2 separate regions of the Homo sapiens genome follow, and region 2 is linked to region 1. The links are chromatin contacts, found by Hi-C or POLR2A ChIA-PET in ENCODE. All regions are on one chromosome and are shown on one strand. Each heading gives the region's core, a stretch centred on a gene start or an enhancer-like site at or near the end of the contact. The rest is flanking DNA. Distances are from core to core; before and after follow the strand shown.

What was found. Hi-C counts contacts between places; a loop is a spot of excess contacts on that map. ChIA-PET counts read pairs that join two places held with the same protein, here RNA polymerase II (POLR2A). Pooled maps may share reads with other maps.
Region 2: a pooled map shows a loop between it and region 1 (8-fold over the local background). The contact joins the promoter of BORCS7 here to the promoter of SLC68A1 in region 1. A Hi-C loop is called at or near these places in 1 of 37 single-sample maps with no recorded cell type and 6 of 50 pooled maps. POLR2A ChIA-PET finds 5 or more read pairs at or near these places in 2 of 52 experiments (WTC11 and activated CD8-positive, alpha-beta memory T cell).

What each region holds. Positions count from the first base shown.
Region 1 is chr10:102,459,044-102,462,663 of GRCh38, forward strand. SLC68A1 (solute carrier family 68 member 1) reads left to right here and starts at 2,352. Exons shown (of 10, transcript NM_024789.4): 1 at 2,352-2,407. LOC124902493 (a long non-coding RNA gene) reads right to left here. Exons shown (of 3, transcript XR_007062270.1): 3 at 1,750-3,017. RefSeq lists enhancers at 1,871-1,940, 2,068-2,751, 2,752-3,434 and a silencer at 2,211-2,430.
Region 2 is chr10:102,852,253-102,855,829 of GRCh38, forward strand. It overlaps BORCS7 (BLOC-1 related complex subunit 7), which reads left to right and starts at 2,007. Exons shown (of 5, transcript NM_001136200.2): 1 at 2,007-2,175. The coding sequence starts at 2,035. It overlaps BORCS7-ASMT (BORCS7-ASMT readthrough (NMD candidate)), which reads left to right and starts at 1,958. Exons shown (of 15, transcript NR_037644.1): 1 at 1,958-2,175. RefSeq lists enhancers at 1,527-2,040, 2,023-2,082, 2,041-2,553, 2,153-2,342, 3,350-3,577.

The sequences.
Region 1 (3,620 bases), core at 1,102-3,601:
GAGTGCAGTGGTGCAATCTTGGCTCACTGCAAATTCCGATTCCCTGGATCAAGCAGTTCTCCTCCCTCAGCCTCCTGAGTAGCTGGGATTACAGGCACACGCTACCACGCCCAGCTAATTTTAGTATTTTAGTAGAGATGGGGTTTCACTATGTTGGCCAGGATGGTCTCGATCTCCTGACCTCGTGATCCAACCACCTCAGCCTCCCAAAGTGCTGGGATTACAGGTGTGAGCCACCTTGCCTGGCTGTGAGGGACCAAAGGTCTTTTCTCCTGGGTCACATCCAGCTCTGGCCCCTGCCAGCCCTCCCCATTTCCATTTCCCCACTGGATACCCAGGGAGGGCTAAGTAAAGACTCGGGTTTGCTTTGAAATAAAAGCACATGCTGGCCACAGATAGAAAGGCGGGGAGACTCCTTTAGCAAATGTATGGAGATCCCAGTGTGCCGGACCCCAGGCTGAATGCTGGGTTTTCTGTTCTCACAGCCAGGAAAGCACAGATGGAGGTAAGAGGTGAGGAGAGGGACAAAATGATCACCTGTCTTCTACTCATGAGGCTTTCTGGATCAGGAGGAGTTTCAGCAGTTGTCTAAGTCTAGAAGAGAGATGGTTGTATGTATGTGTGTGCGTGTATGTGTGGCTTGGGGTGACATGGGAAGTGTGAAGGGTGTCCGAAAGAGAGAGATTGGGAAGGAGGGAAATGAGACAGGTTAGTGGGAGATGGATTCTGGGGGCAAGGTTCATGGCATCCCTGGGGGCTCCTCAGGAACTGGTTGAATAATCTGTAGCCCCTGGACACTAGGCGTCTACATTGGACCATTTGCTGTGGTTGTTAGGAGGAGGACAACATTCCTGTTGCAGGAAGTTAGCCGACAACCATCAATGAAGGTCATAAGGATGAGCAGTTCACAAAGCTCCTACACCCTTGTTTCTCATTTAATGTCTGAAAAATCCCTGTAAAGCATAAAACAGACTCACAAAAGGAGGGTCCCAGCCAGGTGCAGTGACTCACGCTTATCATTCCAGCACTTTGGGAGGCTGAAGCGGGAGGGTCCCTTGAGCCCAGGAGTTCAAGACCAGCCTGGGTAACATAGTGAGACTCCATCTCTACAAATAATTCTAGAAATTAGCCAGGCATGGTGGAGTGAGGTGGTGGTCCCAGCAACTTGGGAGGCTAAGGTGAGAGGATCATCTGAGCCAGGGAGGTGGAGGTTACAGTGAGCTGAGATCATGCCACCACTGCACTCTAGCCTGAGCAACAGAGCAAGACCCTGTTTCAAAAAATAATAATAAAGAAGTCCCTTAGCAAAGAAGTGTTGGAGCTAGGGGTTGAGTTCCAAGTCCCCCATAAGGCAAAGGCCACAGGCTTTTTGCCCTGTGTCCCAAGGTAGGGGAACCAGGCAGAGCTGGAATGTGTGCTGTTTGCTTGCCCAAAAACCTATCCAGGCTTACAGGCCAATTGGGAGAAAACATAAAACATCCTCCACAGCCTACATTGAGCCAAACAAAACTTGATTTTGAGGGATTGTGCAGGTGTGGGAAGAGGAAAGACTCTTGTTATGGGAGTCAGGATAGCGGGTTCCACCTCGACTGGGCCCTTGCTGTTTGCGTGTCATTGAATCTCTCTGAAATGCAGTTTCTTCACATATAAAATGTGGATAAAAGCGCCTACCTCCTAGGAATGATGTGAGGACTCAACAAGAGAATGCACGTGTTGTTCTGAATGTAGTACGGTGCACATAGCAAGCACTCAGTACTCCTTAGGTTTTATTATTGCCGTTATTAATACAAAGAGGTTGTGCTGCATGGTTGCTCATTCAGGCCCTGGTGGCTGTTTCCCACCTTCAGCCCTGGCTCCTGTGGCTAGAGCCCTGGTGCCCACAGCTCAACCTGGACCTGTCCACCCTTGAAGGGCTCATGATGCAGCATCAGGGAGTCCCAGATCGAGCCGCTGACACCTCCAAGTCGGCTGCAGCTGTGCATCCGCTCAGACCACAAGACTCAATGGAGGATGCTGACCTCTCTTTGTTCTCCCAACGAGTACTAGGCAAGGAGGGAAGGAAGGTGAGCGCTTAGAAAAAACGTGTTGGTTTCAACTGAAATGACATTAAGCTATCGTGGAGGTAAAGGAGAGGGGTTGAGCCGGTCAGGAATCCAGGCAACCTGACCCTATTTGCCAGTGTCCGCTTTTAATTTTGGTCGCTAAGGGCAAGCGCCCGTGACAAACATGGCGGCGGCAGCCTCAGGCGCAGTCACCTGCCGGAGCTGCGCCCGGGGGCCGCGCGGAGCCAATCGCTGGGCGGGGGCGGAGGGAGAGGCTGGGGAAGCCCTAGAAGTGCGCGCAGGCGCATTGGCTCGCACCTGGCTCCCGCCAGCCGTGGGATTAGGCTTCGCCGGCTACGATTGCGGTGAGACGCTGGCCAGCGGCCGGGGCTCGCGGGCAGGAGCGGGCTGGGCTGGGGCCGATCTGGCACAAACGACAGACCCGAGGGGGAGGGGAATGCTTTGCGCTCTGGGAGTCATGGGGGCTATCTGCGGGGGTCTTTGGGGTGATCATATTGTGGATTGGGAGAGTTGTGTGGTCCGGGCGGAAGAAGCGGGGTTCAAGGGGGCAAGGGTGGAATCCTCGCAGAAAGGCTCTCCGGGGGTCTGGAGGAAAGGGATGCAGTGGGTCAAATAGCTCCCTGGTGGTCTGGGATCGAGGGATGCACTGGTCAGGTCGGGATCCGTGCCATTAGCATAAAGGCATTTAACCCTGGTGGCACTTGGGGAGCTTTGAAAAACACCGATGCTGGGCCCGCCCGAAGAGATTCCGATTTAACTGTTCTGGGTGAGGCCTGGGCCTCGGTATTATTGCACAGCTCCTCAGGTGATTTTAACGTGCAGGCGGTGGGGAGCAGCCCTACACGTGTTTCAGCACCAGCTATTGAGTGAAGAGCTCCTGGGCTGATCCCAAACTCCTCAGTGGCTTGGGAGGGGTGGGTGGTCCTGAGGTGAAGCTGTCGCCTCTTCTGGGACCTGTGGGGGAGGGAGAGGGAGAAGGTCCCCATCTCAACAAGTTGAAAGCTCATTTCCAGCCGGAGGAGGAGGATGGGCCCCCACCCCCCAACCCTGGTGCTAGACCCTGCTGTGGGGAGACTGGGCAGGAAGACAAGACCCCGAGAGTGAAACAGGAAACACAGCAGACAATTCAGGGGTCAGCTGCCTGTTGAGAAAAGGGCACATATTATACCTTTCATGTTCATTTGTTCATTTGGTATTCCTGAGGATAGGCAGAGAATGGAATTGTTTTCTCTGCTTCACAGATGTAGGAATAGACTCAGATAGTAAGTTAAAGATAATGTTCACACCTGACCCAGGGCTCCTGACTCCAAATTATGCCTCTTCTTAGCTTTTACCTCTGCACTAATGTCTCTTGTACAGTCTGATACCTCTCACTCCAGGGGCCCAGTTCGGCATTCTTGGTTTCCGCCACTAAATTCATCAACCTCCCCCACCCACCATAGGTTGGTTCAGAAATCAGGGAGATGTTGCTGCTTCCATCCCTTTCTAGTCTTTACCTACCAGGGGCCTGGTAGGGTGAAGGGGAAGAGTTTTGACACCTGCTAGAGGGCTTCTTCC
Region 2 (3,577 bases), core at 757-3,256, 390 kb after region 1:
CAGTAAATGAGATTCAACGGAGACATATGAATCTAGACACTTGGAAGAGGAAGTAATGTTGATATTGAATACAGGTAATTTTGAACAAAATTTTCAATACAATAACATTCTCACATCTTTTATTAACTAAAAAAGAAATGGAGCTACTTGAAATATTTTATTTTTTTTTTGAGACAGAGTCTCACTCTGTCGCCTAGGCTGGAATACAGTGGCATGATCTCGGCTCACTGCAACCTCTGCCTCCCGGGTTCAAGAAATTCTCCTGCCTCAGCCTCCAGAGTAGCTGGGACTACAGGTGCCCACCACCACGCCCGGCTAATTTTTGTATTTTTAGTAGAGACGGGGTTCCACCATGTTGGGCAGGCTGGTCTCGAACTCCTGACCTCAGGTGATCCTCCCGCCTCAACTTCCCAAAGTGCTGGGATTACAGGCGTGAGCCACGGCACCTGGCCTACTTGAAATATTTTACATATTAATTCACTTACAAGGTGGTTACCATCAGTTTGGTATTAATACAATAAAGAGGTTATCAATAAAAATTACTAGTGATGTTGAGCATTTTTCACATTTATCAGCCAGTTGATTTTTTTTTTTGAATTGCCTACTTGTGCCTTTTGCCAATTTTTCTATTAGATTGTTTTTCCTTCTTCATTTGTTTACAGGCCTATCTGCCTCATCAGCCTGGGAGTTCCACAGAGACAAGAACTGTATTTCATTTCTTTCTCTATCCCCAGCCTAGTACAGTGTCTGGTATTTAGTTCATGAAATGTTTGTTAAAATTGAATGGAATGAGGCCAGGTGCAGTGGCTCACGCCTGTAATCCCACCATTTTGGAAGGCCAAGGCTGGTGGATCATTAGATGTCAGGAATTTGAGACCAGCCTGGCCAACATGGTGAAACCCTATCTCTACTAAAAATACAAAAATTAGCCGGGCCTGGTGGCAAGCACCTGTAATCCCAGCTACTTGGGAGGCTGAGGCAGGAGAATCACTTGAACTCAGGAGGCGGATGTTGCAGTGAGCTGAGATCGAGCCACTGCACTCCAGCCTGGGCAACAAAGCGAGACTCCATCTCAAAAAAAAAATAAAATAAAATAAAATTAAATAAAATGAGACAAGTTATCGCTATGTTGCCCAGGCTGCTGATACTGAACTCCTGGCCTTGAGTGACCCTTCTGCCTCGGCCTCCCAAAGTGCTGGGACTACAGGTGTGTCACCATATGGATAGGTTGGCCTTGAACTCCTGACCTCAAGTGATCCACCTTGGCCTTTCAAAGTGTTGGGATTACAGGCGTGAGCCACCACGCCTGGCCCCTTGTCTCAATTAATCAAAAAAAGGCCTAGGCAACAGAACAAGACTCTGGGGAAAAAAAAATATATATGTATATATATATGTGTATATATATGTATATATATGTATATATGTGTATATATGTGTATATATATGTGTATATATATATATGTGTATATATATATGAATGGAATGATATTCTCATAACCCCTTGGAAACATTATTACTTCTGTTTAACAGATGAGGAATATAAGACAGAAGCTGAGTAATTTGCAGCCACACACTGCTAAATGGTAGCATTGGGACTGTAATCCGGGCCTTCTGATTCTTTTTAATTATTTGTATTAATTTTAATTTTATTTTATTTTTAAAGAGATGGAGTTTCGCTATGTTGCCCAGGGTGGTCTGGAACTCTCAGGCTCAGGTGATCCTCCTGCCTGGGTCTCCCAAAGGGCTGGGATTTCAGGCGTGCGCCGCCATGCCCTGCCGCAGGCTTTCCGATTCTGAACCATAGAGTCAATGAAACTGTCCTCCATCCCCTCCAGAGATGTTTGCCTGGACCCTGTTTTCCTCAGGATATCAATGAATAGTTCATGAGTTTAGTGAGCAAAGGTCAACCTCCATCAGGCGCATGCGTCCCTTCCTTTTCCCATGGAGGAAGAGACGCCTCTTTTCCTTCCGCTTTGCTTGTCTTTTGGCCCCGGCGACTCACCATCGTCAGTGCGCAACCGTTCGCTAACTGAAATGATGGCGACTGGAACGCCAGAGTCTCAAGCGCGGTTCGGTCAGTCCGTGAAGGGGCTTCTCACGGAGAAGGTGACCACCTGTGGTACTGACGTAATCGCGCTCACCAAGCAGGTGCTGAAAGGCTCCCGGAGCTCCGAGGTGAGCTGGAAGTGGACTCTCCCGGCCTGATAGTCCGGGGAGTCGCAGTCTTTCGTTGCTGTGGGAAGGAGGTCGCGTTGCATCTTGGGAATTGTAGGCTGTGAAGTACTTGCTATGAGTAGGTCTTCTTCGCGGAGGCGCGTGTTGCATTCTGGGGTGTGCAGTCTCTTTGGTTAGGGACAGTGTGTGAGGGTTGGGGGAAGAAGCGATGCCATGGGAACCTGTGCTTTAAAACAGCTCTTTGGGAGGCCGAGGCGGGCGGATCACCTGAGGTCGGGAGTTCGAAACTAGCCTGACAATCATGGAGAAACCCCCGTCTCTACTAAAAAATAATAATTAAAAAAATATATAGCCGAGCGTGGTGGCACATGCCTGTAATCCCAGTTACTTGGGAGGCTGAGGCAGGAGAATTGCTTGAACCTGGGAGGCGAATTATATATATAAGTATTATATATTACGTATTATATAATATATATACGTATATATTATATATAATGTGTATGTATATATTACATATATAATATACATATATATTATATATAATATATGTAATATATATTATATATATTTTCAACTAGAGGTGTTTATAGTTAACCACCTGTAAATATTCAACATATTCATCATAATAAACGTACATTTATTTAGCATTTTATATATGCTAGACACTGTTGTCTTTTATGGAGTTTAATTCATGAAGTCTTTAGAATGACTAATTGAAGGAAGTACTTTTCCTTTTTTTTTTTTTTTTTTGAGACGGAGTCTAGCTCTGTCGCCAGGCTGGAGTGTAGTGGTGTGATCTTGGCTCACTGCAACTTCCGCCTCCTGGGTTCAAGTGATTCTCCCGCCTCAGCCTCCTGAGTAGCTGGGATTACAGGCACGCACCACCACACCTGGCTATTTTTGTATTCTTAGTAGAGATGAGGTTTCACCATGTTGGCCAGGCTGGTCTCGAACTCTTGACCTCATGATCTGCCTGCATCAGCCTTCCAAAGTGCTGGGATTACAGGCGTGAGCCACCGCTCCTGGCAGCATTGCTTCTTGAGCAGTCTCCACATAGCTATTTTGTTTGATTAGCTGAGAATTTCATGTGTAAAAAACTCATTCCACAGTATTCATTTAACAAATACTTATTGGGTGTCTGCTATGTGCCAGGAACTGCTCTAGGTACACGGAATAAACAAAACTAAATCCCTCTACTTGGGAAGTTTACATTTTAGTGAAGAGACAGACGATAAACAAGTGAAACAGAAAAAAATCAGGTGGTGGTAAATCCTGTGAAGCAAAATTAATCTGGGAATAGAGAGTGATGAAAGGGTTAATCTTTGTTTGTTTGTTTGTTTTGAGACAGAGGAGGAGTCCCACTAGCTCTGTCACCCAGGCTAAAGTGCAGTGGCCCGATCTC